Linked DNA regions of Homo sapiens: region 2 is linked to region 1. A link is a loop called in an ENCODE intact Hi-C map of the cell type or tissue named here. Cell type or tissue: IMR-90. All regions are shown on one strand. Links, peaks and the distances in the headings refer to the core of each region. The heading gives the core; the rest is flanking DNA. Region 1 holds the start of LINC02518 (long intergenic non-protein coding RNA 2518). Region 2 overlaps LOC124901379 (a long non-coding RNA gene).

The links. Hi-C counts contacts between places; a loop is a spot of excess contacts. Peaks named below come from ENCODE experiments on the same cell type or tissue, not always from the same donor. Only the 100,000 strongest peaks of a DNase experiment are listed, where the experiment ranks them.
Region 2: it touches region 1 in a loop (4-fold over the local background); 2 of 110 quality-filtered maps call a loop at or near these places.

The regions. Positions count from the first base shown.
Region 1 is chr6:113,427,948-113,444,193 of GRCh38, forward strand. It overlaps LINC02518 (long intergenic non-protein coding RNA 2518), which reads right to left and starts at 5,500. Exons shown (of 2, transcript NR_149098.1): 1 at 5,390-5,500; 2 at 593-1,031. In IMR-90, for the core only: no CTCF peak of the experiment used is centred there; a DNase peak (open chromatin) is centred at 5,694; H3K27ac peaks cover 1,446 bases.
Region 2 is chr6:113,557,420-113,573,665 of GRCh38, forward strand. All of the region lies in intron 1 of LOC124901379 (a long non-coding RNA gene), which reads right to left. Among named protein-coding and RNA genes, the nearest start is that of LINC02541, 85 kb to the right of the region's middle. RefSeq lists enhancers at 6,661-7,425, 7,426-8,189. In IMR-90, for the core only: no CTCF peak of the experiment used is centred there; DNase peaks (open chromatin) are centred at 3,702 and 7,422; H3K27ac peaks cover 1,187 bases.

The DNA of each region.
Region 1 (16,246 bases), core at 2,650-10,649:
CAGTCAGATAAAAGTTAGCTCCCTTAAAGACAGTTGTCACAGCCTGAGCAAAGTGAAGCCAAAACTGTGGGGGTGGGAGAGGAGAAGGGACAGAAAGAGGGGAAGCAAGATGCAGAGAGGAAGTTATGCTTTAAAGATACACCTGTTTCTGGCCAGGCACGGTGGCTCATGCCTGTAATCCCAGCACTTTGGGAGGCCTAGGCAGGTGGATTACCTGAAGTCAGGAGTTTGAGACCAGCCTGGCCAACATGGTAAAACCCCGTCTCTACTAAAAATACAAAAATTAGCCAGGCATGGTGGCACATGCCTGTAATCCCAGCTACTCGGGAGGCTGAGGCACAAGAATTGCTTGAACCCGGGAGGCGGACGTTGCAGTGAACCGAGATTGTGCCACTGCACTCCAGCCTGGCCGACAGAGTAAGACTCTCTCTCAAACAAAAACAAAAAACAAAACAAAACAAAAAATACACCTGTTTCTGTATCTGTGAAAGCTTTGAGTTAGTAATAATGGCAGCTTCATAAATGGTAGTGGTAGTAGCAGTAGCAGGAGTAACAGTGACATTCAACAGGAAGTTGTCAGTGATGACTATTGTTAACAATTAATGATATCTTTCATTGGCTTTTATATCCCCATCACAATGCAGTATGAGGGTGGGCTGGCCACATTTAAATTAGCAAAGGTTAGGTGAAAAATATCAGAGTTTCTTGCTAGTGTCATCCAATAATTAGTGGAAATGTGTTAGATAACATTGACTTGAGATGAGTGTGCATGAAGTCTGTGACTCTGACATTGCGAGCTGGACAACTTTCCAAGTGTACCATATTTAGAAGTGGGTTTATTCCTGCAGCGGTGTCCTTTTGAGAATCAGTTGAATCATTGCTTCTCGGCCTTTTGGCTAAGATCAAGTGTAGAGAATCAGTTGAATCAGGAAGAGCATCAGGACAGCCAGTACATAGGCTCCTCTGCTGAGTCACCATGTGGCCAAGACTGCCACATACTTAGCTGCAGAGAAGTAAAAATCAATTTCCACCTGTGGTAAGGAAAAACATCCACATTGTAAAGGTCAAATGGAGTCTTCTACGGATCTTAAAACTAAGGTATGTTAACATTAACTAATATATAGTACATATTCACTGCCACATTTGTTCATAAAATATGAGATATTTTCATTTAAGTCACAAATTAATTAATTAATTAATTTATTTATTTATTTATATCAAGAGGTTTTTATAAACCAAAAAAAAAATTCCAGTGTGAGAGGTTAAGTGCACCAGTAAGGTCAATAAATAGTTATCTCCTTTCCATCTTCTCATTTTTTATCATCAAGCCTGACATCTACACTAAACTGGGAAACAATACAACAGACAGTAGTCTCTTTCTCCCTCTCTACCTGACCTCATAACTGCACACATACATAAATGCATTTTCAGATACAACAAAATTAAATACAACAAGAAAGCTGATTTCTTGGAAAATCCAGATTCCAAGATTAATAACTTGATGTGTTTCAAATTACATCTATAGAAATGTGTGGGATTGTTTTGTTGTTGCGTTGTTTGGTTTTGCTTTTGTAAAAGGAACTTTAAGGGACATTTACTAAATATCTGATGAAACTCATTACTCTTTAACCATGAATCTAGTAATGCTTTGATCAAGGCATTCAGTGAAACCCGGTCTCTCTGCTGCCATTAACATCATTTACCACATCTTCACTACCTGTCCTAGGCTATACTTGAGTGAAGACACCCTGAAATTATCATGGGGTGATTTTATGATATTGGTAAAAATTAAATTAGTCGAAGCTTTTTCTTTGTAAGCTAAGCACCCTTTACACCTAACTGTGATGCCTTGCTTCTGAACTGTGATTTCCAGGTAATGACTCTTACTAGAAGGACAATAAAGGTGCAAATGAAGGGCACAACTTGAAGCCTTCAGGGTGTGGAGTTTGGAAGAGATGCTGTTATGAATGAATTGCTGATCCTACCTTACTTCGTTGGAGAGAAAACTCTAGCCCCAACTGTTTGAGAGATTTTGCCCAAGGGCCTCATTAGTAGTAAATTCAGGGTTAAGAATCCAACTCTTTTGCTTTACAAATCAGAATCCTGTCACTTATGTCACGATGATGCAGAAAAACAAACTAAAATTTGTCATTGCAAGATAATGAAACTCTCTCCTGAAAAAGTTATTTTGTACTAGACTGTTGCAATAGTGCAGATCTACTTTGATGTGTCAGGTTTGGCTCAAGCACCGTGCTTCCAGGGAGTTTTCTGGTGATCCCATGCTCTGTACCCTGCACCTACATCTGCTATGGGAGACCCTTCCTCTCCTTCCCCTCTGTATTTGTTAATATGCTCACACACAGCATTATAATCACTTTTGTACACCTACTTTCTCCACTAGATGTTAAATTCATTGAGAATATAATAGTATAAAATGAAGTTTGTTAAATGAGTAACGAATAAAGAAAATGTAATAATTCAATTTTTTTTCTTTTGAGGCAGGGTCTTGCTCTGTTACTCAGGCTAGAGTAGAAATGGCTTCATTAAAGCCTTGAATTTCTGAGCTCAAGTGATTCTCCCACCACAGCCTCCCGAGTAGCTAGGACTACAGGCACACACCATCACATCTAGCTATTTTTTTTTTATTTGTAACTTTTCATAGAGATGAGGTCTCTCCATGCTTCCCAGACTGACCTTGAACCCCTAGGTTCAAGTAATCCTCCTGCCTCAGCCTCCCAAAGTGCTGGGGTTACAAACATGAGCCTTCATGCCCAGCCTATTTTTTTTTATTTCAAAGCAATAAGAATAATAATGCCAGCAATAAGATTGTTGTGAAGTTTAAATGTGATGTTTTAACACTTGTTAAGTGCTTCACATAAGGCATTTAACCATGTCAAGCTACATATTAGTGTCTCAGTAGCATCTATCTATTGAATGCTTACTCAATCTTCTTCTGAAACCATCAAAAATTGTTACAAGCCTTCTATGTACTAATGATTGCACTTTTAGTATCCATTGATTAAGAAAGAATAAATTGGTGCTTGACTTTGCAACTCTGCAAATCTCCAAGGGTCCCTAACCCATAGGTGAGAATCTCATGAACTGTAGATTGTCCCAGGACCTAGAATGAAGCTTATAGTTCATCATGAGAGCCATTATGGCAGAGCAAAACACCCACAACACAAGCAAAGCACAACAGTCTGAGAGCAATAGAGGAAGGGACAATAAAGGAAAGACAGCAGGTCTCATTGCTTCCTACTCTTCAGAATCCCCACAGATTCATAGGTTATTGCCAGTATGCAGCTACTTCACCGTCTGCAATCCCTTGCTCCACAAAAATACCTACTGTTCCTAGGCAGCACCACATACATACTCAACAGTAGCTTGAGGAGGCTGTGTTAAAATAAAATAGACAGCCTGATTATGTTTCTTATGAACCTAAAGAATTCCAACTAGATTTCTTGTACTCTTTTTTTTTTTTTTTTCTAAACCTATTAGTTAGAACTATCCCAGTTTCACATGATGGAAATGCAACCTTAACTGTTTAAACAAACAATATGGAGACAGGTGTAAAGAATGTATTAATTCACTGAAAAGTCCAAAAATAGGATAGGTTCAGACACGACAGTGTCCAAGAACTGAAAAATAAGTCACCAAAACTCAGTTTCTTTCTCATTGTGATTTCCTCCAAAGTAGGTAATACTTTCAAACAGGTTCTCCCCACATGATATAAAGGTTAGCTGATAATAACCACAGCAGAAAGTAAGGTTCTTTCTCCCAGTGGCTTCCCAAAAAAATCCCATAATTGGCAGCCAGGTTTCTATGCTTTAGGTCAAAACAAATCACAGTGATGGAGGGGATATATTGTTTGGACCAACATAGTTTACTTGCGGGATACCAACCATTCTGCTTTATCAGGACTGTCCTGGTTTTAACATTGCAAGTCTTTTGTCCCAGAAAACTTCTCCACTTCAGGCAAACTAGGATGTTAGTCACCCCAGTTTACATTTGTGCTACTAGGCTACACATGTTTTTTCCATACTACGGCACTCAGTGGGCATAATAACAGGGATGAAATGCTAAGTGGGGGGAAAATGTCCTCTACATTGACCTGCGAACTATTGAAATGTGCTGACACGGTGGCCACATGTGCTCATTGAGCACTGAAATACAATGGTCTGCAATTAAGTTTGAGGGCTGAATTAAAATGTGCATTAAATATAAAATACCAACTAGATTTTAAAAAGTTACTAGAAAAAATAATGTAAGAGATATTAATAAATTTATATTTGCATGTTAAAATGATAATGTTTTGAATATAGCTAAATAAAACATTATTAAAAATTAATTTCACCAGTTTCTTCTTCCTTTTTTAATATGGCTATTAGTAAATCTTAAATTACACATGGCTCACATTATATTCCTGTTGGATGGCACTGTGATAAGATTTTTTAAACAAAGTTAATAAAGTATTTATGTCATGTATAGGCGGAGGACATTAAAAAGATATTTTGAGTATGCAGACACCTTAAACAATAAATGATAAACGAATTACGTAGAAAACATCCCAGGCCCACAAAAAATGAAGCACAATAATGTCAAACTCAATACCAAATTCATGTGCTCAATCATTTCTGTCCTCATTGGTGCCAGGACCAGCATAAGTTCTGGGGCTTCAGGCCCAACTGCCAAAAGAGGTTTGTCCTTCAGAAACCCACAGACCAGAAAGGAAAAGAGACAGGTTTAAAAAAAAGTTATACAAAATTATGTTGTGAGTAATACAATAAGTTCCAGCATACACAATCTGTTTTGATTTAATTATAGTAATTACATCATCTACATAATTTTTGGTTTATTCAATCCATACTCTACATGTTCTCTTTCTATTGCATGTCAACTTCCTTGAGAGCAGAAGTATTGCATTAATAAGTTTTATGCAACCAATTGCTTTTCTTTCAGTGCTTCCTTTTTATTTAATGATCAAATGTTTCTTCATCTCATATTTACTCTCCCCAGAGTCAGGTTAGCCCAGTGAAATCTAATGGGCTTAGGGTCAAATATTGCCAAAGTCCCTTACCAACTTGCTTACCTACTGGGAGTGTGTAACCCCTCTGCGCCTCATTTTCCACCAACAACATTGAGAAACAGGATACTCAGTGTCTCTTTGACACATACACACTCATATTCACACACACAAATTCAGATCATTGCTTGCAATTTAGCTTATTATTGTTAGTCATCTGAACATATCAAATACTTCCAAACACTCCAACTCACTGGAGTTTTGCTCCCTCAATATATCTATTTTTAAGCACTGGAAGGGGGTTCTACATGCCAGCAATTTGGTTCCCTCTAAACATCCTTGAAAATGTTTATTTGAAAAGATTACCTTGTTTTCCTTCAGGATTAAGACATGGTCACTGCAGACAGAGATGATTTGGAAAGATGGCAAGCAGTTTTTGATAGCTCCTCAGAGACTCCCCTTGTTAAATGAATATACCTGCAGAAAAAACAAAATGCATTCCAGCCCACACACGTTAGAGACATTTTTCAAACACCTAGATGAGAGAAGATAGCTATTACAAATAACATATTTGTTGGAGAGAGTGAAGAAATCACAAACTGGCTTGGATAAATACTATTAAATGCATACTTTGCCTGCCGATTGCGACAGTTTCCCTCTGGCACTCACTGACAAGCTTGGCTCCAGCTGTAAATTAGGTTGCAAAACTTCCTTGTCAGAGAACTCGCCCTGTGAGGAGGACTCAACCCTGGCTCTGAATCTGCAAGGACAGAAAAATCAATGTGACAGAGAAGCAGTTGCTTGTGTCAGGCCTCACCAAGGAGAGAAAAGGCTTTAAATTAATCATGATTTAAGGATGCTGGCAAAACAGTGCAAAGGCACATTCCTGGTGTCTCTGAGAAAAGGGAAAAAGGAGCCTGGAGCACTTTGCGGATGCTCCCCACAGATCCTGCCCTTCTGTTATAAACAGAATTCAGTGTTTACTGTGGGGATGAGAAAGCACTATGGATCTCGTGTAAACAGATAAAATGCAACAAGACTGATAAAAGTTTGGTGAAGCAGTATTGGTCAGTGTGTAGCATGGGGATAAATGAAAGTTTCATCTTCTCTCCTAGAACCTATGAATGAATTAAATCACCTGGGAGGATTTCAGGTCATATAGTAAATTTTGATGTCCCACAATAAGAAAAAGCTGGCTTGAACCTCTTATCTGGAGAGGGATCAAAAATCGCCTTCTGGAGATGCCTTTTTAAAAAATGTCTCACCTATGTTGGACAATGGGGACATCTGGATGAGGGAAATCAATTTTTTTGCCTGGCTTATGCTTTGGAGCAGTGGCTTTAAAATGTCCAAAAAGACCTACTAAGATTACTGTTAAACTGCCACCATTATATGGTACCAGTGAAGCAGTGAGCCCCCAAGGTAGAGGTAAGACCTACCTCAGATGTCAGTCACTGTTGGCCAAGGAAGATCATGTTAGGAAACATCCACCTCTGCTACCAATTTAGGCAATCGAGTCTCTGCACTAGAGAAAATGACATCCCGGACAGCTGATTTCAGACAGACTTTGTTCCTGTGTCAGGTACCACACCTTTCCAGTTTGGGTACAAGAACTCAAGTCAATGAGCCAGATTCATTTATTTTCATAAGTCGTCTCTGACTACAGGACCAGGGTTGCTCTGGGCCTTCGACTGGCCTCAACTATGTCAGTTGTTTGTCATGATGACACAACCATTATTCTCCAGTTTTTTCCCCTACAAGTGGAGAGACATCCAATGAGGACCAAACAGGATTAGACCCTATTGTTAAAAGTTTCCTTTGGCTTTATTTTATAGTATCATCTCTATCATCATAAATCAATCATGAAACACAAGATGTTCCACCAAGCACTACACAAGCGAACTACATAGATGTTGTACCTACCCACTAGGGCTTGTGATAGAAACGACAGAGCACTTAAACTATGCAAATATGACAAGTCCCTATAAACAACAGAGTACAGAAGTTAAATCAGCAGGAAATAGAAAATACAAGCATATGCAGAAAACTGAGTGGTAGGGATGAACAATACTGGTAAATATTATTACTATACACTTTTAAAAAAATAGGGAAATCTGAAATCCGAGATAAGAAAAAGAAAAAATTTATACAGCTATGCTGCACTAGAAACATGAACAGCTAACACATAGCCTCATTATAATAAAACCTTTTTGGCAACATTGGGTAACAAGCAGCTTCCAAAAACAACACCATTCCAATATTTTATTTAAAAAGAAAAAGAATGTGTAGCCATCAGTGCAATTTTCCTTGAAAATGAACAGGTTTCATTTGTACCAAGGGAAATTACCAGAAAAGCTGTAGACACTCCCTCTCAGGAGATCTTTATAAATAGTATAACTTTTCACCTGTTTTGTGTGGCTCTCTCAGAAAGCAGATAATAGGCAAGGAAATCCTTTCAAAATCCTCTTTCTGTGTCTCATTCTGGGTTATTCTCCAGTTATTCCACCTATTTGCCTTTGCCTCATCTTGCAGTCAACACTCTTGAGAAAGGACAGTTAAAAAGGAAGAAACAAATAGATGTCAGCACTCCTGAGAGAAAGCTAGAATAGCTAATAAATACACAATCCTTTATATATTCCAAGAGCTACTTAGTGCTCTACCGGAGTTTTCAAATAGAAGAAAAATCTGTTGCAATCTTCTTGTCTAGACCAAATCCATAGCCAACAAAAACCTTTCCATATGCCAAGTCCTAAGCTGAACATTTTATATGAGTGGTCTTATTCAATCTCACCACAACCCTATGAAATAGGCATTTTATTATTCCCATTTTATAGATCAGAAAGCAGAGTCTTAGAAAGATTTTCTTGCACAAACTAACAGAAGTGCGATCTGTTGGAGCTAAGATTAGTGTAATTAGTTTCCTATGGCAGCTGTAAAAAAATTATAATAAACAAGTGGCTTAAGATGACACACATTTTTGCTTGGGCCCAGGAGTTCAAGACCAGCCTGGGAAACATAGGAAGACCTCATCTCTACAAAAATAAAAAATTAGCCTCACGTGGTGGTGCACACCTGTAGAACTAGCTACTCAGGAAGCTGAGGCAAGAGGGTTGCTTGAGCCTAGGAGGTCGAGGTTGCAATAAGCTATGACTGTACCACTGCACTCCAGCCTGAGCAACAAAGTGAGACCCCCTTCTCAAAATAAATAAATGCATAAATAAATAACACAGTTTTTTTCTCTTACAATTCTGGAGGTCAGACTGCCAAAATCAGGTACAGTGGGCTAAAATCAAAGAACCAGTAGAGCTCTTTCTGGTGGCTCTGGAGGAAAATCTGTTTCCTTACCTGTGCCAGGAGGGATGCAGTCCTCATTCCTCAGCTTCTGGACTGGCATCACATCCCCTTTCCTCTTCCTGTTCTTTCGTCACATCCCCTTCTCGTCTTCATCAAATATTCCTCTGCCTCCCTCTTATAAGGATATTTGTGATGGCATGTAGGACTTACCTAGATAATCTAAGACAATCTCCCCTTCTCAAAATCCTTAATTACATCCACAAAATCCCTTTTACCATATAAGGCAGCATTCATAGGTTCCCAGAATTAGGACCTGGATACCTTTGGGAGCTGTTACTCTGCCTACCACAATTAGCATTCCAACTATCTCCCATTCTCTTAAGCAGTATACGATCTTTTTTTATAGATGAGTAATTCCTAAAAAGCTGAATGACTGATTGTCAGCAAGTGAATGGGTATCTCATATAAATTAAAGAGGTAAAAGTAAGTCATTTGTATGGATGGTAGCACAGTATTGGCAAGAACCCTGGACTTGCAGTCAGAAAATGGAGTTTGTTTTCATTAACTAGACATGCAAACTTGGACCAAACACTACATCTCTTGGTATCAGGAATAATAAAGAGTGCCAATTCTCGTCAATAGTAGTAGAGAAGGATTCCACAAATCTCTACAAGTTTCATGGGAAATGTTGGACCCAATTATCAGTGTCTGCCCTGCTTAATCCTTAACCGCCAGACCTTTTTTTTTTTTTTTTTTTTTTTTTTTTGAGATGGGGGTCTCCCTATGTTTCCTGGGCTGGTCTCAAACTCTTGGCCTCAAGCGATTCTTCTACCTTGGCCTCCCAAGTGCTGGGATTACAGGTATGAGCCACCACACCCAGCCTCTAGTCTTTTTTAACTCCAATTTTATATGATTCAAGCCAGGATTGCCATCATCTGCATGCTTGAATGCGGCTGGAGAATCCATTTCCAAGATGGCTTCTTCACGTGGCTATTGGTAAGAGGCCTCAATTTCTTGTAACTCAGGGCAATCCATAGGCCACTTGATTGTCCTTACAACATAGTGATTGGCTTCCCCCAGAGCAAATACTCCAGCAGAGAAAGCAAGGCAGAAGCTACAAAATGTTTTATGGCCTAGCCTTGGAAATGACATACCATACCATCACTTCTGTGCTCCATTGGTCATACACATTTATCCTTATACAGTGTGAGAGGGAGCTGCATCAGGTCATGGATACCAGGAGACAGAGTTGATCACCTAGAGGCTGATCGCCACAATAAACCATGTGGACTAGTGCTTCCCAATAGCACTTCCATGTTGGTGTATATCTAGAGACCTCATCAGTGTTGGAGAGAAAAAGTATTCTTTTCCTCACCTATAGGTGGGTTCACGGCCAAGATCAGTAAAACAAAACACAGATTTAAAGCATATGAATTTATCTAGTGTTAAGTTTCATGAGACACAGGAAATTTCAGAGATGAAGACCCAAAGAAACAGGGAAATCTGTGTGTTTTTATGGTTAGTCATCCAGAAGTATCATTGGAAGACAAGTAGGTATGACCTAATGGTAATAAATGGGGGAATTTAGCAAGGCCGGTTTGCTCAGATTCTGCGATATGTTTCTGTATCTTCACTCATTTCTTCTGGGCCTAGGGAGAATGCCTCTGATATGAGGGTCTTACAACCTACTGTAGATGTAGGTCAGAGAATTCTTTTATAGGATGTTTCAGGGGAGAATGTCCAGAGAATGTCAAAGAGACTTTTCCACTTCTGCTGTTTTCTCAAATGTCAAGGTGCCATATTTGGGGGTAGTATTTCCTGAAACCTACCAAAGCCTGCAATTCATTATACTTTGTGATGGTTAAGAGTGCTTTGTGGCTTTCAAGAAGAAGGCTAGAATCATAAAACTTGCATTTTTAAGAAGACCGCTCTGGCAGCAGAGCAGAGTATTGGGGTAATGTGGGTCCCTACTGCCTCTCAGATGCCCAAGACTCTCATGCAAACTGCTATCCTGGCCTTCTAGACCCACATGTGTTCCCAGCCTCTTCTTTCCATGTTTTCCATCTCTAGCTACTGTGACATTCTTATTATTCCCAAGACAGGCCTGGTTCTCTTCAGACCATGCCTTGAATATCCTTCTCTGCTCAAAATGCCACATTTTCTACAAAGTCTCCTCCGAGTCCTGAGATAGAGCAAGTAGCTATTTCTAGTGTTTCCATAGCACTATGTTCATCTCTCTGTCATAGTATTCATCATGATTTTCCTTCAATAATTTGGTTATGTTTTATTCCTCCAAAGATTCTCTGCATCCCTTGATGGCAGGGACCAAGGCTTTGCCCTATGGCCAGAATATATCAGAGCACATAACAGATTTTTTTTTGAATTAATGAATAGACTTCTTTCAATAAGTTATCTTTCTAATACACTTAGTGAACACCAACTAACTAACAGGCACTCTGCTCGATCCCAAGTTACACACTAGTGATCAGTATGGTCAGGTCCCTGCTTCCAGGATGCATAGAGTGTATCCTTATATGATACTTCATCAATGACAATATCCTTGTTCCCTCTCTTTCTCATTCCATTTTCTATTTTCCTACTACCTTTCTGTCTGTTTCCAGCTGTTCTTTTTTCCTTGATGCTTCCCTAAGCATGACATTGCACACATGGGCATTGCTTAGATTGCTTAGTGTCTCTAATAAAGAGATAGCTATAATGGCCAACAAGTTACCCCAGGCCCAGGTTTAGATTATGATCTTCATGTTGCCTGCAAAGCTATGGGTACATGAAAACCTATTCCCATTTCCCAGATATCACTTAGAGAAAAATGAAGGAAAAAATAAGTCCTCCCATGGCTGCATGACTTGAAATTTTTATCTTTTCTTATCTTCACTGTCCCAAGTGAGTCAAATGCTCAAAACTGTTATTGTCTTTTAAAATGTTGATTAAACTAGTAGTGTTAGTGAAGATGATATAACTACCTAGAAGATATATGCTCCATCACTGCAGGAAATTTGGTCTCTTTTTACCTTGATAGACTCACAGCTCCTAGAATATTGCTAGCACATAGCAATGCTCATTGAACATTTTAAAATGTGTTCCTTGATGCTATAATTTCTTTTCCATTCATGCTAGGTTTAAAGATTACCTGAACTATTTTCCATTAAAAATGGCTTATGTGGCTCAGTCAGGTCACTAAACCTAAGTCTTGGTTGTCTTTTCATAAAACAGGGACCTCATTAGTACCTCCCTTGCATGGGAATGTTTCGAGTATAAGAGAAAATGCATGCAAAGCATGTAGTCTAATGTCTTCCTAGACTACAAACTGAAGAAATGCATTGAGGCTGAATCCAGGGTCTATCTAATAATCTTTTATTCTCTGTACACATCGTTTAAAAAAAATGCTTATCTCTGGTTGTCCATTATACACCGAGTAGACTGGCTTTCTTTAAAGTTAGGCTCTTTGAAACACAGGATATATCAAATCAAAACTTATTAAGCACTTGTAATGTACCAGTTATTATGTTAGGTACTAGAAATACAAAGAAAAACTAAGATATATTCCTTTACCTAAAGAACTTTACTATCTCATAAGGAAAATAGACAACGTAATGGAAAATTACAGAACAAGATGTGAGGTTTACTAAGACTGAGACAGAAAAAAGGATCATTTAGGGGGAGCACCCGACCCAGCCTGGGAAAGAAGGAGATTAAGGGAGGTTTTCCAGAGGATGTTAGTTACAAAGAAGTCGGGGTTAGAGGAGCTGCTCTGAGTGGAAGGAGCAGGCTGAACAAAAGAACCAGGAGCAGAAATGACATGATCAATTAAGAGCATGCAGGTGACACGTTTTGACTGGAGCACATAAAGAAAAACAAAATTATGTCAAGAACTAAAGCTGTGCGATCGTGAGCACAAGTCAGGTCTGCATGAAAGGGCTTTGTATGTCATGCTGTCGATTTTCAACTGTGTCTTTATGGCTAATGGAAAACCCATGAGTAATTTTAAGCAAGAGGGTATCATCACCAGCTTTGCACTCTAGAAAGATCACTGCAGTGAAAATGTAAGGATTTTACCTTACATTTTCTGGAAGGATACTAGCAGGGGTTCACAGCCTTTGGTATGCACAGCAATTACCTACAATTCTTTTTCACTAGGTCTGATTGGTTTCAAACATAGGGGATTTGGATGCAGAAAATCTGTGATTTATACTTTGAGAAACAGGAAGAATTAAAAACAAAAACAAACAACAACAAACTATTGCAGTAATCTAGGAGTTGAGTTATGAGGGTGTCCACAAAGGCAATGGTAGTGAGATTGAAGAAAGTAGCTGAACTTGAAAAATATTAACAAGAACCTGGAGATTAACTAGATGTGAAGAAAGGAAGAGGGGAGACAGAGGCCTAGACAACTGGATAGACTTTCCATGAGATGAGAAATCACTGGAAATAGCAGGGCTGGAAAGAAAGCTGATTATTTCTTTCTTCATATATCGAAGAGGAGGTACTTTGAAATATCCCTTTGGAGCTTTACTGTGTTGGGGTTTGAGAGGTCCAATAAACATCACCCCTCTTTCCTACCTGAGTTTGGGACTAATTGAGAGGAATCTAGCATTTGGAAAAGCTATCACCTTTGTTACCCTAAAAGCTAGATCTGAAGATGTGGCTTGGGTACTACAGTCCAGAATTGGGCAGATCTACGCACCTAGTCACAAAGGACAGAGCAGGGTGTGTGCTTCCTGCAGACAGCTGGATTCCAAAAACAAGATGCTGGTCTGGGAAGGTCCAGTTCCTTTCTCTAAACCCACCAAGCAGAAAGACCATATCTTCACCCTAGAAAAGTGGTGTGTAAAGGAGATTAGAAAGACCGGAAGTGTTGCTCTGATGGAAGATCCTTTCACAGTGGAGACACCCCAGAAGTAAGGAAAAAGAATATTCAGTAAGGACTTAGAGAGACATGCATGGGGGCACAAGAGGGCATTCTATGTGAATAGCACTACTAGGAGCTGTGTAAGGGCTGCCTCGGTTTTTTTTTGTTTTGTTTTTAAAAAGGCGTATAATGAGAAGCAACAAGAACAGGTATATATTCATTTCCTATTGCTGCCATAACAAATTACCTGAAACTTAGAGGTTTAAACAATACAAATAAATCATCTTACAGTTCTGAAGGTCCTAAGTCCAACACACTCTCACTGGGTCAGAAATCAAGGTGCCAGCAGAACATGTTCTTTTCTGGAGGCTCTAGAGCGGAATCTTGCCTTTCCCAGCTACATTCTATGGCTACATAGATCCCTACATTCTATGACCCTCGGCCCTCTTCCTTCGTCTTCAAAACCAACAATGGACAGCTGAGTTCTGCTCACATGGCCCTACTCTGACCTCTTTTGCCTTCCTTTTCTACTTTTAAGCACCCTTGTGATTACACTGGGCTCATCCAAATAATCCAGGATAATGTTCCCATTTTAAAGTCAACTGATTATCAACTTTAATTCCCCTTCCCATGTAACCTAACATATTCTCAGTTTCCAGAGATTAGGACAGGGACACGTCTGGGAACCGAGGGAGGACTGGGGGAGGGAGGCATTGTTCTGCCTACCACAAAGCACTTTTCTAAAACATGGGAAGCACCAGCTTTTGTAGGTGTTCTAGGAACAGTATTTGGATGTACTTCACGGTGAAGAAAATAACTGGGCTATGAGAAGAAATGTCACTAAAAGTGCTATTGCCTGGCTCATAAGTTACCTCAGGAGCAGGAAACTCAACAGAAATCACTTAAAGTCACAGACACACGGATGTAGCTTTGAAAACTGTGAAAGGGGATAACCCATAATTTCTTTTTTGATAAAATGACATGCCCCAGGGGTGAGCTAGGTTTGCTTTGACAAGAAAGTAAACAAGGAGCAAGTGAAAGGAAATGAAAAATATATTACCAAACTCTCATCTTTCAGCTGCTGATGCTGCCTATTGTCAGCTGCAGCAGAGTGTAGAATGGATTTGAAACTGCCACTCATACCATTAGGTGTGTACCTGATTCAGCTCTAGGTCTCCATCCTCATAACAGTTCTCCTGTAAAAGGAAATAAATAATTCTGCCTTTAGTTTGTTTCTGTATAGTGTTAGTAAAAAAAGTCAGGTTCTGCTTCATTAAGGTCTCTCTTTTTAGTTTGGTAAAACCTTTTGCTTCAAAATGTTTGCTTACACTCTCATTCTTGACTTTGAATCGTGTAAATTGCATGAATTTCCTAATGTAATTACAGATAGGGCACAACTTCCAGCCTCCCAACCTCCACTACATGAGAAGGTCCACAAATTCTATCCCCCAGAAAGCAAATAAAAAGCTGAACAAAAGAATAAAAATAATCACAAAAAAATTGTACACAAATATTTCTCATGAACACAGATACAAAAAATCTTTAACAAAACATGAGCAAACTGAATCTAGAAACACATAATTGATTTTCAATATTAAACTCAACTTACATTCCTAGGATGCATTTGGTCATAATATACAATTCAACTAATGTAATATACCATATCAGTAGAAAAAAGGACAAACATCACTTTATTATCTCAATAGATGCAGAAAAGAATATTTGGAAAAAAAAACCTTAAAACTATTACCTTCGTGTGTTATAAAATGAATATTTGTATCTCTCCAAATTTCATATATTGAACCCTAATCCCTAACATGAAGGATTTGAATGTGGAGTCTTTAGGGGGTGATTAGATTGTAAAGGGGGAGCCCTTATAAATGGAATTATAGTAGTTCCCTATTTTCTATGGTTTAGCTTTCCACGGTTTCAGTTACCAGCAGTACAACACAATCAGATATTTTTTGAGAGAGACATATTCACCTTATTTTTATTAAATTATATTGTTATTTTATTATTAGTTATTATTAGTTATTGTTAATCTCTTATTGTGCCTAATTTATATATGAAACTTTATTGTAGGTATGTAGGGGGTTAGGAAAATATATCATATATATGGGGTTCAGTACTATCTATGGTTTTAGGCATCTACTAGGGGTCTTGGAACATATTCCCTGTAGATAAGGAGGGACTACTGCAGTGCCCTTCTAAAAGAGACCTCAGAGACTCCCTTGGCCCTCCCACCATGTGAGATTACAGTGAAAAGGCCACCGTCTCTGAATCAGAAAGCAGGCCCTCACCAGATATGAAATCTCTGGCACCTTGATCTTTGATTTCATAGCTCCCAGAACTGTCAGAAAAACATTTCTGTTGTTGATAAGCAACTCAATCAATAGTATTTTGTTATACCAGCCCAAATGAATTAAGGTATCTCATATAATATGCAAAAACTAACTCAAAACTTATCACAAACCTAAATGGAACAGGTAAACTAGAAAGTTTCCAGTAGAAAATATAGAAGAAAATCTTCATGCCTTTGCATTACTGATAGAGTTCTTAGTCACCAAAATCACAATCCATAGAAGAAAAAAACTAACAAATTGGACTTCATCAAAATTTAAAACTTTTATACCTCCTCAAAATTAAAGACACTTGCACTTTATTTTTGAAAATAAAAAAGGAAAGCCAAAAAGTAGAAGAAAATATTTGCAAATCATATATTTGATAAAGGACTTATACCAGGCAACATAGCAAGACCTCATCTCTAATTAAAAAATAAATAAGGCTGACATGGTGGCACACATCTGTAATCCTAGTACTATGGGAGGCCAAGGCGGTTGGATCACTTGGGTCAGGGGTTCGAGACCAGCCTGGCCAATATGGTGAAACCCCATCTCTACTAAAATTACAAAAATTAGCCAGGTGTGGTGGCACATGTCTGTAATCCCAGCTACTCAGGAGTCTGAGACATGAGAATCACTTGAACCTGGGAGGCAGACGTTGGCTTGAGCCAAGACCATGCCATTGCACTCCAGCCTGGGTGACAGAGTGAGACAGTCTCA
Region 2 (16,246 bases), core at 3,045-11,044, 130 kb after region 1:
TAGTCCATTAAATCAAAATATAAACCACTCGATTTTAACATCTGGAATTTTATTTGTTTTGTTCCTCATTGTATCCCCAGTACCTGGTTTAGCGCCTGGCATTTTTCAATAAATATTCACTGGGAAGTGGTAGGAGGAAATAATTAATAATAATAATAAATATTCAATAAGTACATGTCGAATGAGTGAATAGTTATGGCCTTGAGTAATTTTTTTCCCTAAAGATATTGCCATTGACTTTCAACTACTGAGAGGAAAACATTTTCTCAGTGTGTAAAATATCCCAAGCTTGTGACCAAGAAGGAATCTTAGCATCCATATGGTCTCATTAAAATGAAATGCTTTGTTCCTCAGATTTCCCAGATTGAAAGGGTATGTGTATAAACAATAAATATAAATCCAAAATACTTACAACAATAAATTTCATGACATGTTTTTATAGAATATCAATTAATAGGAACGGCATCAATGTATAAACAGTGTGTAACTAAGCTACAGAACACTTTTAGTTCTGTCATTTGTAAAATAAATGAATGATTCCAAGATTACTTCCACCTCTAAAAATAACATGAGTTTATGATTCGAGAGTTGCTCTTTTATCGTCAAAGTGGTCCAATGTATTGGCACCTCCAATCTCTTCTGATGGTCTCTGTAGCACTTCCAGCAGTGCCCTAATCATACGCAGACCACAAAACGTAATGGTCTGGGATGTGCACGTCCAAGGTCCAGGAGCACTTCAGCAAGAGACCTGAGCTCAGCTGATTAAAGAAAGCATGATTCAGTCCTCCTCACCCAAGGGAAGGCCCACAAAAGATCTCTTCAGTGAAGAAAGGGAATGGGAAGCACAGTGCGCATGTGAGTGCAATCAGATACACCCCAAGTTAGAGCAAAGGGTCAAATTAAGGGGCGTTAAACATCCTGGAAAGAGCTAAGGAGAGGGAAAAGAAGAGAAGTGATTGTACACTTAGAGGCAAGCATAATCCAGGTTCTTATGTTTTGTCAGTGGAGAAGGGTTTGAGTCTAGCCAGACTGGCAATAGCAAATGCTTGGCCCTCAGTGTTTCCCACCCCAACATCTGCCACTGCAGGAGAGACAGCAACCAGTAAGAGGCTGCAGGGACTATGGTCTACAGCACTGGATGGGGGGAATGGCAAGGGTCCTGGGTGGCAGCACAGGTGGCAGCCAAGTGGCAACTTGTATGCCAGATGGGAGAGTGTCACATGCTGCCCCTGGCACACATGCAGCTCATTTTAGGGGACTAACAAAGCCCTGCATTTCTCAAATGGACATATGGTGTCAAAGAGGAAGGTATAAAATTCTATTATGTGGAAACCAATGAATAAAATCAAAATATTTCTCTCTTACTTAGAAGAGAATATAAATAAATGGAATTATCAATTATGATTTTCTAATAAAGAAGATAAAAACTTCCATTGAAATCTGAAGAAAGAAGAAACTACCTAAATAAACCCCAGCAGTGAAGCCCATTTTTCAAGACAGATACACCCAGCTTCTCTTTACAATCTACCTCCTGTTCTCAGCACTAATTTTCTCCCATCTTTATTCTGTCTGCTCATCTCAGTTCTAAGCTTCCTCTACAAGTCACTGACTAGTGTGGAACAGCTTTTCTAATCTACCCACATTCTTGTAGGCATGGTAATGGATCCCTTCAAATAGGAAATTGCTACTTTAAAGAGACAGGACACTTTGAAACCAAGACAGTTGAAAAGATGTCATTGTAAATTAACACAACAGACAAACAGAATCTGGAAAGAGTTATTTGCAAATGTATTTGGGCATGAAGAAGGAAGTGGGTCACAAAATTATGACCCCTGCATATTTAGTCTAATACACATCCTCATTCCAGACAACTAACTGTGAGCTATTGAAAATGAAAGTTTAAAGAGAATATAATAAAAAGACATTCTCATAACTTCTCCTCTGAAGATCCATAAATAGATTGGAAATAATGTCCAGGAGGCCTTTGCAACTGCTTGTGGGGGTAGCAGTAATTAACAGAATCCAAACACAATGTAATCTTCTACTTAAACACTGTCACCATTTCTTAATTTTTCCTTAAAATTATGATTGTTTCTTGCTAGCTTCCCTGGCTCAAAAGATATATTTAAATTGCCCTACTTTTGCTCCCTGCATATCAAAGAGAGAGAGAAAAAATGCAGCCTAGTTAGCCAGAAAGGAAAACAACATTTCTATAAGCATATAATCTTACTTTAAAACTGGCAAAGCAAGTAGAAGGGACTAAAAATGTTATAGCCTTGGTTCCATATTCATTACCTCCAAGTGAAAGCATACAATATGCGGCAGTTGCTGTATTAGGCTCTTTATTTCTTACTAAATGCAAATAAGTTCAAGCATAAATTCTAAAAAGGATAACCTTACTTAGATATTAGGAACAATTCTCTTCCTTTAGGGGACTCTGGAATGCTGAAAGAGGAAACCAGGAAGGTTATACAATTTTCTTTTTCATGAGATTATAAGGAAGATAGTAAGAATTTTTAAGGATAATCCCTCAATAACATATTTCCTAGAGGAAGAAAGATACAAATGCTCGTATAGCCCAAAAACTTGCTAATGGCAGAACGATGGACTTTTTTCATGAAGGGAGGGACCACTCTTTGTCACACAAGATCTATGCCTAGTGATGGTTCATAAATGTGCTAGAATAAATTCCTAATTCTATGTGTACATTTGAGTAGCAAGATGATTCTGAAAATTGTACTAATAGTTACTATTCCACTAATAAAATTAGATCCAGAAAGCAATTGGGTTTCCAGGCCACGGGTAAGCATATGTATAAAGTACTAATTCTTTAGGGCCTCTTTAAAGCACACTTTTTTGTTTTACTATGATACAAAAAAAAAGTGTAATTTTGGAATGTATGTGCATGTGAATGTGTCCAAAACCAGCGCTGAAATTAATAAGGGATCCTTATTTAGACACTATTACAACAAGAACCCCCTATTAGTCTGCTAGAGCTGCCACAACAAGGTATCACAAATTGGGTGACTTAAACAACAGAAATTTATTGTCTCACAGTTCTAGACCTAGAAGTCCAAGATCAAAGTATCAGCAGAGTTCACTCTTTCTGAGGCCAAGGGAAAGAAGCTATTTCATGCCACTTCCCTGGCTTCTGGTGGTTTGCTGACAATCTTTGGCATTCATTTGCTTGAAGAAGCATCATCTTATCTATGCTTTCATCTTTACATGGCAGACTCTCTAGATGCATGCCTGTATCTAAGTTTTATCTTTTTGTAAGGACACCAATCCTATTGGATTAGGACCCACCTGAAGACCTCATTTTAGTTTGATTACCTCTGCGAAGACTGTATCTCCAAACAAAGTCATATTCTAAAGTCCTGGGGCTTAGGATGCCAATATATCCTTCTTTATTAGGGGGTAACACATTTCAACCCATAGCATACTCCCCCGAAAGAATAATTACATAGGGTAAAAGCAAGCAAACATACTTAACCAGACTAGATGTCTATATTACTTTATTCCTTATACAAAGACTAGGTCTCTGTAAAATCAGACATTTTAATTCTGTCCTCTGAGCTGGCTCATTGTCTAGTGTTTTGGAAGCAACCAACTGTTGGTTAACTTTTTAAAATTCAATTTTCATAAGGTTGGACAGATATCATATAGACACAGCAAAAACAAATGCCATACCACTGGAATGACTCAGAGCTATAATCACAAGTCACAAAGGCACAACATTTTATTCTTATGATGAGTATCAAGTGGGTGTTATAAAAAAAAACCCCTTAAAAATGTGTGGTTTCTTTGTCTGATGTGTGTAGACTGCCTCAGGTGCTTTCAGAAACAATAGAAATTTTTTCCAAGTTTTATATTGGTCAACTTATTTTGATAATAATGAGAATATAAAATATTATAACTGAAAAGCACCTTCAAAATTGTCTAGTCCAACTCTTTAACATTATAGACTTGAAAACTGTGTTCCTGAGAGATTCCTTAAGTGACTTGCCCAAGGTAATTTAGCAAATTGCAGTAGAGCCAGAAAAATAATCTGAGACCTGGCGTCCCCTCTAAATTAATGATGTTCTGCTACAGGATAGCCATCATATCACCCTTGTCTGGAAATCACCTATGTTACCCAAAATTAGGCCCCCAATGGCCACACAGAGACTAGAAGTAAGTTTAGAATCTGTTGCAGAGGTCATGCACTATTGTTTTCTCAGGGCAGTACTGCCACCACCCTCAAGGGCTCAAACAAAAATTGTGATGTCTTAGAGATTTACTTAAAATGTAGTATATAATTTTACTAGTGTAGTTGTCTGCTTTCTCCTTTAAATCTTTAGTTCTTCCTAGATTATGGTTATAACAACCACATTTTCAAATCTAAATATCAGGACGCATGTTCTGATAGGAAATGTGTTTATCCCAATGTGTTTGCACATAATATCACTCATGGCTGGGCGCGGTGGCTCATGCCTGTAATCCCAGCACTTTGGGAGGCTGAGGTGGGCAGATTACGAGATTAGGAGTTCAAGACCAGCCTGGCCAACACAGTGAAACCCTGTCTCTACTAAAAATACAAAAATTAGCCGAGAGTGGTGGCGTCCACCCGTAATCCCAGCTACTCGGAAGGCTGAGGCAGGAGAATCGCTTGAACTCAGGAGGCAGAGATCGCAGTGAGCTGAGATTGCGCCATTGTACTCCAGCCTGGGTCGCAGAGTGAGACTCTGTCTCAAAAAAAAAAAAAAAATCACTTATTTAGTATTTTTTCAAATGACCCTTTTCTGAATGCATTAAGTCTGCTTGGATACACATATCCATGCCTATATCTATGAGTATTTCATTCACATGTGTGGTGGTGTGTTGGCAATGGAAACATATGATGGAATATTTAAAATAAGGATTGCCCTAGATTGGGGGATGGGGTGGGGGAAAGAGCAATTAGGACACCATGGTTGTGGCAAACACAAGATTAGGAGAGTTTGAATGGGTGGGGAAGTGAGAATGATTGTAGTAAAGTTTCCTGAGAAGGGAGAGCTGTCAAACTTTCAGGGTGAATAATATAGAGCCATTTTTGCATAAGGATAAATAGTAATCTCATCAGGGTCCAGAGTAGGGTGCAGCAAGGGAGGCACACAGGAGGAAGCAGCTAATAAAATACTCTACAGGTGATTCTCATGCTGGGCTGCCTTCATAAACGGCTCGTCCCAGGTGCCTCCCTCTACCACCCTAGACCCGGCCTGCCTCTCTTAACCTTCAGTAGTTCTTAAGGGAATCACTATGTTACAGTATTGCATAATAACTAATGTGCATAATTATTATTCTGAACCATGGAAGCACTAAATCACTTCAATAATTCAACCTAATAAGTCAGGGAAATGCACTTAAAAGTTTTAAGTAATTTAAATGTTAAGTTTGGACAAACAGAGCATTAAGCTTACATTCTCCGAAATAATCCAGTTCAACCAGAATGCTTCATACCTGATGATGCTTCATGACGTTCTGAAAATGACTGCACACTACTCTTTGCACATTACATGTGAACATACCTTTCCCCCTGTTCGAAAACTGCCTCTGATAGCCAGAGTCAGGCTCCTACAGCCACCACTGCATTCCTCGTGCCTGCCACCTTCATCCTTCTCTGATGGGTCAGAGCAGTCACCCAACACCAACCCAACCTAGGCCTACCAAAATCAACCTTCAGAGAATTTGAAATTTAGATACAGAGGTCACCAGAATGTCAGCACATTTATCATCAAGTTGTGGAGACTAAAGACCACCCATTCCTGCAGTTTGTGAGACTGGCACTTCCTTTCTAGTGTTGGCTGTTCACCTCTTAGTCCATAGGAGAGAGAAGCAACTTTCCCATAAATCTCTCTTTTGGTTTAACTTTACCAATATTCTGTTCCTTGTAACTCCCAATGCTGAAACAAACACAGACTCCTACCCCATGGCAGGAATTGTGCTACCTGCTGGGGTAATGAAGATAGATATATTAATAATAGTTTCCGCCTTCAAAAATCTCACAGAGCATCAATAGTAAATGTGGTCTTACTCTCACTTATTTGATTAATCCATAATTAATATATTTGAGCACATGTCTTTTCTCCTATGAGGAACACTGTTCATGCAGTTTGACACTGGAAATTCTGGCAAGACAGAGCGTTTATCAAGCTTTGTGGTTATGTGTATTAAATACAGACCTTTTAACTGCTACTGGTAACTTGTTTTTAACTATAGGATATAATCTCCTGATGTTATATTTAAAATATCATTTGATCCAGTAAAATTTAAATACCAATTAGAGACATTTTAGAAAAAAAAAAATTCTTTTGTTTGTTTTTGAGACAGGGTCTCACTCAGTCCCCCAGGCTGGAGTGCAGTGGTGTGATCATGGCTCACTGCAGCCTCAACCTCCTGGGCTCAAGTGATCCTCACACCTCAGCCTCCGAGTAGCTGGTACTGAAGGTGCTCACCACCATGCTTAGCTAATTTTTTAAAAAAAATTTTTAGAGACAATGTCTTGCCATGTTGCCCAGGCCAGTCTGAAACTCGTGGCCTCAAACAGTTCTCCACCTCAGCCTCCCAAAGTGCTGAGATTACAGCCACTGAGCCTGGCTAAAAAATATATATATATATATATTTTTATATATACATGTATATATATAATTTTTATATATACATGTATATATTACATGTATATATATATTTTTATATATACATGTATATATATTTTTATATATACATATATTTATATATACATATATATTTACATATATATACGAGAAAAAAAGTAACAAATTTCCCAGATAGTTAACAAGAAAGGAAGGAAATACTTTAAAAGTAAAACTTAAGATTTAAGTGATTTTTTTTTTTGCACTTTGAAAATACATCTTGCTTTAAACACACAAAATCTTAGCAGCTGGAAGCCTGTTATGTGTTTAATTAAATGGCCCACACATGTGTTTGTAATGCACAGCACTGTGGTCTGTGAACGGAATCCTGGAATCCCCGGGGTGTATGGTCAGCCTTTTGCCTCACTGAACTCTCCTCTGGAGGCCATGGGAAACAGGGTACTTGTTTGAGTTTTCTCCTCGGGTCCACATTTCCTCTATCGACTACTGCTGTGTAAACAGACTCATGTTCAAAAGGTGCTGGGCTCCATTGACCTAATCCACTCTGAAGTGCCAGATCTGTCCACACGTCCTCGGGATTAGGCCAGCATGGCCAGCTCACCCTGACTTTGCCTAAGGGATGGTGCAGTGGACTTGGACCTCCCCCAAGCCAGGTTCATCTGATTGGTTTCCCTTTTGCGCTCTTCTTCCCCTGGGAGAGGATATCCTCAGCATGGACTGGGGCCCACAGAGCATGGAAGCTGAAACACCGATTCTTCCTCAATGAGCTGAAGTTCTCCAGATGGCAGCAAGCGCTCGTCATGCAAATTCTTGGCAGCAGGGAGCCTGTCAAGTGGCTACTGCTGCTTATTGTTACCAACACTCCCCCACCCCCTCCACACAAATGCAGAAGAAACACCATCTGTCGCCTGTGGGGCTGAGCGGTTCTTTCCAAGTCCCTTCTAGTCAGTGCCGCTCAGCAGCCCTGCGCTGTGCGCACGGTCCAAACAGGAGTTGCCTCTCCTTGAGCCAGGGAGGACCCCGTCCGGTGCTGGCAGTTCTCTTCTTCCACGCCTCCTGGGCCTGGCCCCTCATCCAGGGCCGAGCCGGGGCGTTTTGCTAGCAGATTTCTCATAAGATAGTTATGTAACAAGAATAGGAAAACGATTGTGTTTCTCCCTTTAGATTCTGGGAAAGAAACAAGATGAACTGAGTTAGCAACGTGTCTCCATCACTAGTGAGAAATGTGAATAGAAGATAACTGGTTAAGGAGCACACTCCGGATGTGAAAAGCACAGCCTTGAAGTTAAAAGGTCGCCCATAACATCAGCGTGATTTCGGGTTTGTGTTCTCTTCTCTCCCACTGATGTTATGTCTCCTGATTAATGATGAACTCTCATAAGACCTAAAAACGTTCTGTACAAACGAAAGCTGTCGCCAAAAGACTCTAAGCTCTGGAGAAGGCTCAATATCTTGTCCATCTTTGAACTCCGAGACCATCCGTGCAGTCATTCAATAACTATTTTTTCTTGTTGTTGCTGTTGGATTTTTGTGGGATAGTTATATATACAAATACAAATGCAAGCAATAATAATATGCCATGTCATATCTGCGTTTTTAATGTTTTCTTTTTAACCCCAGAAAGTTGTTCATATGCCTCACCTCAGGTCATTCTATCTTCCTTTATCTGTGCAAATCTCCCATTTTATTTTTTAAAACATTTAGTATTAATTCCCCATAGACATAGACATCCCTAAAATGTAATCTCTGCCTTTCAAATCTACCTTTCATACATTTCCTTAGATGGATATTCCTGAAAAATATTCTACATTTGTCTTTTACATGTGTTTATTTTAATGTACATAGATTGAACTGTGATTGTATCAGTCCTGACTTTTTCACCATTCTTATCCTTTGAGGTCTATTCCATTGTCATTCTTCCTCACACAGATGTTACTTTCCCATGAAGCGTCTCGTTCTATTCCATTTTTTACTCCATGACTTGCATTAATGGGTAAATTTGAGAAGAATGGCTGGGCATGCTCTTCTCTGTCTTCCCCTTCTTCTTCATGGGTCCTGGCGACTTTCAGAGAGTCCACTTTTTCTCCTGCTTAGATGTGGCGCCCCATGTGGGCACCTGGCCCAAGGTGGAGATTCTGTCTACTCTGGTTTTCAGTGTTCGGGTCCTTTTTCACCCACACTAAACATCTTCGAATGCTATGTTATCAACAATAAAAGCAATATTTAGATCTCCATTCATTTTTGCTTTTATTTCTTAATTTGTTCAGAATCCAGATAAGGAAGATAATTATCCTTTGTTGGTAGTCTTCTGGGAGACCCCAGGAGTCTTTAGTCAACTAGGTTTCATGGTTTGCATTTACACATGATATTTACATATTCCACTGGTGATAAACACATACAATTGCCTCCTCCCCTTTGCTGACAGGACTAGCACTGTGGTAACCAAGTCTGCCTGTGGACGTGGGGGGGAGATTCTCTGGAGTGTACACCAGGAGGAGGATTGTTGGATCACAGTTACATGAATATTTAATTTTACTAAATACTGCCATATTACTGCCCATAGTGACTGCATCATCCTTACCTCCAACAACAGTTGATATTATGAGCAGTGGATATTCTGAAGCTACCTCACTTTTGCCAGCCTGATAATGGTAGCTCATGACTGTTCAAATTAGTAAACATTGGTCGGTGAGGTGGCTTACACCTGTAATCCCAGCACTTTAGGAGGCCGAGGTAGGCTGATCACTTGAGGTAAGGCGTTTGAGACCAGCCTGGCCAACATGGTGAAACCCTGTCTCTACTAAAAATACAAAAATTAGCCGAGCGTGGTGGCATGCACCTGTAATCCCAGCTACTCAGGAGTCTGAGGTGGAAGAATTGCTTGAACACGGGAAGCGGAGGTTGCAGTGTGCTGAGATTGTACCTCGGTGCTCCAGCCTGGGCAACAGAGCAAGACCCTGTCTCAAAAAAATAAATGCATAAATATATTAGGAAGCACCTGCTCATATGCTTGTTAACTATTTGATTCCCACCCTAAGCTTTTGTGAATTATTATTCATGTATTTTGTCCATATTTTATTTGGTTTACAGTCTTTCTTGCTTATTTTCCAAAAACCAATTATACATTTATGTGTATGTAAGATAATTTCTTGTTAGTTTTCACATTATAAATACCTTCCTTCAATCTATATCTGCCTATTAACTTTGGTTATGTAGTCCTTTGTTAAACAGAATGTTTATATTTGGATATTGCAAAACACATTCATTTTTCTTCTTCTCATTTGTGCTTTGGGTTTCTGTTGGAGCTTCCTCCACATGAGATCACAAAGATAAATTTCTCTATTTCTTCCATAACAGCTTTAGATTTTCGCCTTTCAACTTTAGCCCTTTAATCTAATTTAAATGGATTTCTTTTTCTTTTTTCTTCTTTTCTTTTTATATATGCTATGATGTATGAATTCCCAATTTATTTTTCTTCATATGGTGACCCAATTAATCTATTCCTTAATAAGGAATCCACTCTTTCCTTGCTAACTTCTTCTCTTTTCTTCCTTTTTTCTTTTTTCGAGATGGTTTCTTACTCAGTCTACCCAGGCTGGAATGCAGTGGCACGACCATAGCTCACTGCAGCCTTGCTCTCCTAGGTTCAAGCCATCCTCCCATTTCAGCCTCCTGAGTAGCTGGGACTAGAGGAATGCACCACCACACCTGGCTGCTTTTTTAATTTTTTTTTTTTATAGAAATGGTATCTCGCTATGTTGTCCAGGCTGATCCCAAAGTCTTGGCCTCAAGCAGAATCCTCTTGCCTTAGCCTCCCAAAGTGCTGGGATTACAGGCATGAGCCACTACTCCTAGTCCCTTGCTATTTGTGATTATCATCTCAATCTCATGTATTATTTTCTCTACTCTCTGGACTCTATTCTATTCTATTATCTACCCGTGTGTTCCTGTGCCGGTACCACATGTTTAAACAATAGTTTTTTAAATGTCTTAATTTCTGTTTGGGTAAGTCTCTCTTGGCTCTTTTTAAAAAACATTTTAACTATTCATGGGCCTTTATCTTTCTACATAAATTTTAGAATCAATTTTTTAAGTTACTCAAAAGTTCTGCTGGGATTTTGACTGGATTTGTTAGAATTAATAAATTAAGTAATGGAAATTTAAAATATGTATACAGAATATTAAATATATCTTTCCTTTTATTCAAGTTTCTTTGTCTTTTTATTATGTTAATAGTTTATTGAGGCCCTTGAATTTAAGGTTATATCTCTATTACTTTTTTAAAATCTATTTTCCTTATTTAATTGGCTAGAAGCTCTTATAATGTCATCAGGGTTGAAAATGAACATCCTTGTCTATCCATGAATGGACTGGGTCTAGAACTCCTCCATTAAAGATGATCTTGCTATAGATTTTTTTCATATAGCTTTATTATATCTAGTATTTCTTGTGAAATGAAATGTTGTAAATGGGTAAAATGGAATGATTATGCTGCTGTTGTGTTTTCTGTACCAGCTCGCACAAAAAGTAAATACAAGTCCAATACAACTCGATTTCATTTTCAGTGGTATTGAGGACATACATAGTTTATGCTAGAAAACATACTCCAGTGATTCTTAAATGTTAGCCTGCATCAAAATCACCTGGTGGCTTATTAAAACACAGATTTTGGGGACACATCTCAAAATGTCTGATTCAGTGAGTTTGCAGCCAGGCTCCGAAGTCTGCATTTCTCACAAGTTTCCAAGTGATGCTGATGCTGCTGGCCCAGGGAGCCACTTTGAGAACCTTGACAGAGTCACTTTCATTCAACTTTGATCTTCTCATAGGCAATTTAATATTTTATTTCAGACCCAAGTTGCATTTTGTGTCTTTGGCCAACAAACCATTACAATGTATTAGGTTGAAATATATATAGTAGGCCAGGTGCAGTGGCTCAAGCCTGTAATCCCAGCACTTTGGGAGGCTGAGGCAGGAGAATCGCTTGAACCCTGGAGGTGGAGGTTGCAGTGAGCCGACAGAGAGAGACTCTGTCACAAAAAAAAAAAAAAAAAAGAGAACATTTCTTATGTTTTTGTCAAGACCCTAAGAATGAATTTCTTGTTCATTAGACAACTTTTCATATGTAGAAAATCAGTTTGTGAGTCTCAAACGAAACCACTTTTCAAAGACAGGTTTAGGCATTTAGCTATGACTATTATACATCATAAATTGCAGGGATCACCTTAATAAATTCTAGCCAATCGGATTAAAACAAGTCAACAAGTCTTTGTCATACCCAATTCTGTTGCTAGTATAGGTATGGCCAATGATTTTACATCTTCACATTTAAGTTGATAGTGCATGAGAAATTAGACTCTTAAGAAGAAATTTCCTAAATGTCCAAAACATGATCTGTCCTGCTGAATTCTTTTATAAAGTCTTATTTCTTTTAAAAAGCATCTTGGCAATCAAGTCACCATTGTTACCCTTGTCTTCATGTTAAAGATAAAATTAGGAAAGAATATTTTGTCATTTGTAATTGCTGCTTCTTTATTCTCAGTTTGTTATTTAGAAAATTTTATCCCATTATAGATTTTTCTTTTTTCTGAATAATGCCAACTTGATATAAACTGGTTAGTTCTTTATTTCTATTTTTATAGTTGAACCGTCCACAGTTTGGCCATGATAGTTGGCTGCTTCTGTTAGCAACTTATGCTGTGTTTCCAGTGTCTTGTTTTGGGAGTGATTTAGGGAATGAGGGGCTTACTTTAATTTACATATACTATAAAGAACATGAACTTTTGAAACAGGTAAATGTGAATTTTAATCCTAATTATACCACATATTAGCTCTGTGACTTAGGCAATTTACTTAATCTCTTGAAACCTCAGATTCTTCTATTTTAAAATAGGTATATAAGAACCTGCCTTTATAGAAGAGAAGTCATCACAGTACCTGAAATTTATTTGAAATATAAAAGTTTTGAAAGGCAAAAGTATAAATAAATTACATTAAAACATTCTACTAAAAGAAATACTTAAAATCCCAAACAAACCTGCACGATATATGAAGCTAATTGGAATTTGTAGAAATTAATTTATTCTACAAATACATATTTTGTGTATCTGCCAAGTTTATGATCTGGCTTGCCTATGCAGATTCAGACCAGAGTTCATAGCTACCTATGGGAGCAATTCATAGGATGTGTCCCTAAGGCAATATAACTGCCAGGCACTCTACCAGGCATTTTGCACAGAATCCATAAAACATTACTTTGGGGTAGATTCCTTGGCCTCTTTCCCCAAGGCCTGTGTTCTATTACAACATCATGCTGTGAAAAAGAAGGCTGACATTTACTCCTGGCAGAAAGGAGCTTTATGGTATTTCATCAAATCTGGAATATCACATCTTGTAAAACACATCATTATTTTACATACCACTAGGAAAGATTAAGAAGCTGCCAACTAAATTATGATATCATTTTTTATCTCTTAGAATTTTAATGTTATATGTATTAAAAGAGCCCATTTAGGTTTATTTGGGATTATATATCGCTTATGCATATATAAAAAGGAAAATAAGCAAAATAAATAGGGTAATGTATTTGCAAAGCTTTCTCATATTTCGAGTTCAACTCTACTAAAACATGTCATATAGAATAATTGTTAATATCTGTGTTTTTCTACATAACTTCATCATTTATGCCATCAAGAGCAGCATTTCTCACTCTATGATTGTGTCTATAATTTTTTTCCAAGCCACTGACACTCTTTCTGCAAGTTTGTATGCACCTATGCAAACAATAGCATCCACAATATGACTGCCACCTAGCCAACAGCAATTGTAAAACACCCAGACATAAAAATATGAAAAAATGTATATCTAGAATCATGAAATGCTGTGCCTATTGCACGAGCTATACCACATTAGATAGAACTATTTTACTACTTCATAGAAGTTGAAATGAATTTGAGAGTTAAGATACTTTTCTGCGGTTTTTGCACTTTGTCCCATGTTTTTCAATTTTTTTAATCCTTAGTTTTTCTTCTTCTAAGATTATTGTTTTGTCCTTGACTCCCTAAAATTCCATGAAACAGAAACCTGATGACAGTAGCCAAGCCAAATAAGGGTATAGTTTCCCCACATAACAAGGAGGTCTTGAAATTGAAGGGTTACAATTACGGTGGCATCAGGATTCCATGTGGATCCATCCTGGAGGGATCCCATCCCAGATCCATACAGCTGTTCTTCACTCTGCCACAGCTCAGGTTCCATCACATCCTTGTGCTTACAAGATGGCTGCTGCATCATGACCACGTCCCCAGGGAAAAAGCAGGAGATGAACAAAGGGCAACAGACATCATGAAGGAGTCAGCCCGTTTTATGGGCTACATATAGCCCTATTATGGGCTATATGTAGATTTCTTCTTACATCTTACTGATAAACACTAGGTTATACAACCAACCCTAATTTCAAAGGAAACTGAGGAGAGTAGTATATTGTAACTGGAAACATTGTTTCTCTGATTATACTGGGGTTTTCTCAATTTAAAAAAGAAAGAAAGAAAATGGCTAAAAAAAGAAGAAACAGGGTCTACTTGCTACCACTCTGGGGCCCCAAAGGTTTAAAAGTATGAGGTAACATGATTGCCTCATGTACATGGAAGGTTATAGTTCTTGTTTTATTTTTATCTAATGTAATTGGGTAGGGTTTCACTGAAAATTAAACAGATCTCTTAGATCAGTGGTCTCCAACCTTTTCGGCACCAGGGACTAGTTTCGTGGAAGACAGTTTTTCCATAGCTAGTGATGGGGGCAGGGGATGGGGGTAATTTCGGGATGAAACTTCCACCTCAGATCATCAGACATTAGGTTCTCATAGGAACATGCAACCTAGATCCCTTGCCTGTGCAGTTCACAATAGGGCTCAAGAATTTAATGCCAGCCTATTGATTGACAGGAGGCCGAGCTCAGGTGGTAATGCTCGCCACCGCCACTCACTCCTGCTGTGCGGCCAGGTTCCTAACAGGCCACTGACCATTATCAGTCCATGGCCAGGGGGCTGGGGAACCCTGTCTTAAATAATGCTACTAATAAAATGTACATCCTCGTCGTCACAGAAAGTGTTAGCTGCAAAGTAAAAACAAATGAAAGATGAAAATGCTTACAGGCCGGGCGCAGTGGCTGACGCCTGTAATCCCAACACTTTGAGAGGTGAGGCAGGCAGATCACCTGAGGTTAAGAGTTCAAGACCAGCCTGGCCAACATAGGGAAACCTCGTCTCTACTAATAACATAAAAATTAGCCGGGCGTGGTGATGCACGCCTGTAATCCCACCTACTCAGGAGGCTGAGGCAGGAGAATTGCTTTAACCTGGGAGGCAGAGGTTGCAGTCAGCCCAGGTCATGCCACTGCACTCCAGTCTGGGCAAAAAGAGCAAAACTTCAACTCAAAAATAAAAGAAAACACTTACAAATAATTAAAATAATATAATATTATACTGGTTTTCTAATCCCAAACAATACATACTTAACAAGCATTTAATAAATCTGTATGAAATGAATGAATAAGTGTTTTCTTCACTTTTCAAAAGATCAGTTTTTGTTTGGTTGGTTTTTTTTCTGCTCTACACTTTGGGAATAAAACCCTTTACAAACGGCATATAATAATAATTCCTTACATGGGAATAACTTTTAGCCTGAAGTACTTTCTGCCACATTCCAGTTTCAACTTTTGTTTTTGTTTTTTGAAACGGAGTCTCACTCTGTCACCCAGACTGGAGTGCAGTGGCGAGATCTCAGCTCACTGCAGCCTCTGCCTCCTGGGTTTAAGCAATTCTCCTGACTCAGCCTCCCAAGTAGCTGGGATTACAGGTACGTGCCACCATGACTGGTTAATTTTTGTATTTTTAGTTGAGACCAGGTTTCACCATTTTGGTCAGCCTGGTCTTGAACTCTTGACCTCAAGTGATCAGCCCACCTCGGCCTCCCAAAGTGCTGGGATTACAGGTGTGAGCCGCTGTGCCCAGCTTTTTTTTGCTTTTTTTTTTTTTTTTTTTTTTGAGCCAGTGTCCCACGAGCTCTGTGATCTCAGCTCTGCCTCCCAGGTTCAAGCAATCCTCCTGCCTCAGCCTTCCAAGTAGCTGGGATTACAGGCACCCACCACCACACCCAGCTAATTTTTTGTATTTTTAATAGAGATGGGGTCTCACTGTGTTAACCAAGCTGGTCTCAAACTCCTGAGCTCAGGCACCCAGCCCCAATTTCAACTTTCAAAGTTAAATTACAAAAGGTATTTATTTGCATATTAATCATAAGTAGGTATAATCATTACACTAGCGGAACAAACAACACGCCCACTGACTTTAGAGTTCAAATTTAAATAAAATTTCTACTAATGTTTATTGTTCGCCCCTTACCTGTCTCACTCTCACTTTTTATCTGCACTTTATTCTGCTTACCAGTTCTCTTGACCCTTCCATCTATGTATATACTTGGACTTTGCTGTTTTTACAGGAAATCATTACCCTTGTTATTCCTGATACCAGTAAGGATAAGTTATTGTAAACTCTTCCTTGGTAGCTATAGGCTACTCTTTCCTCCTCCTCTCTCCATTTCCAACTGTCTCCGTTT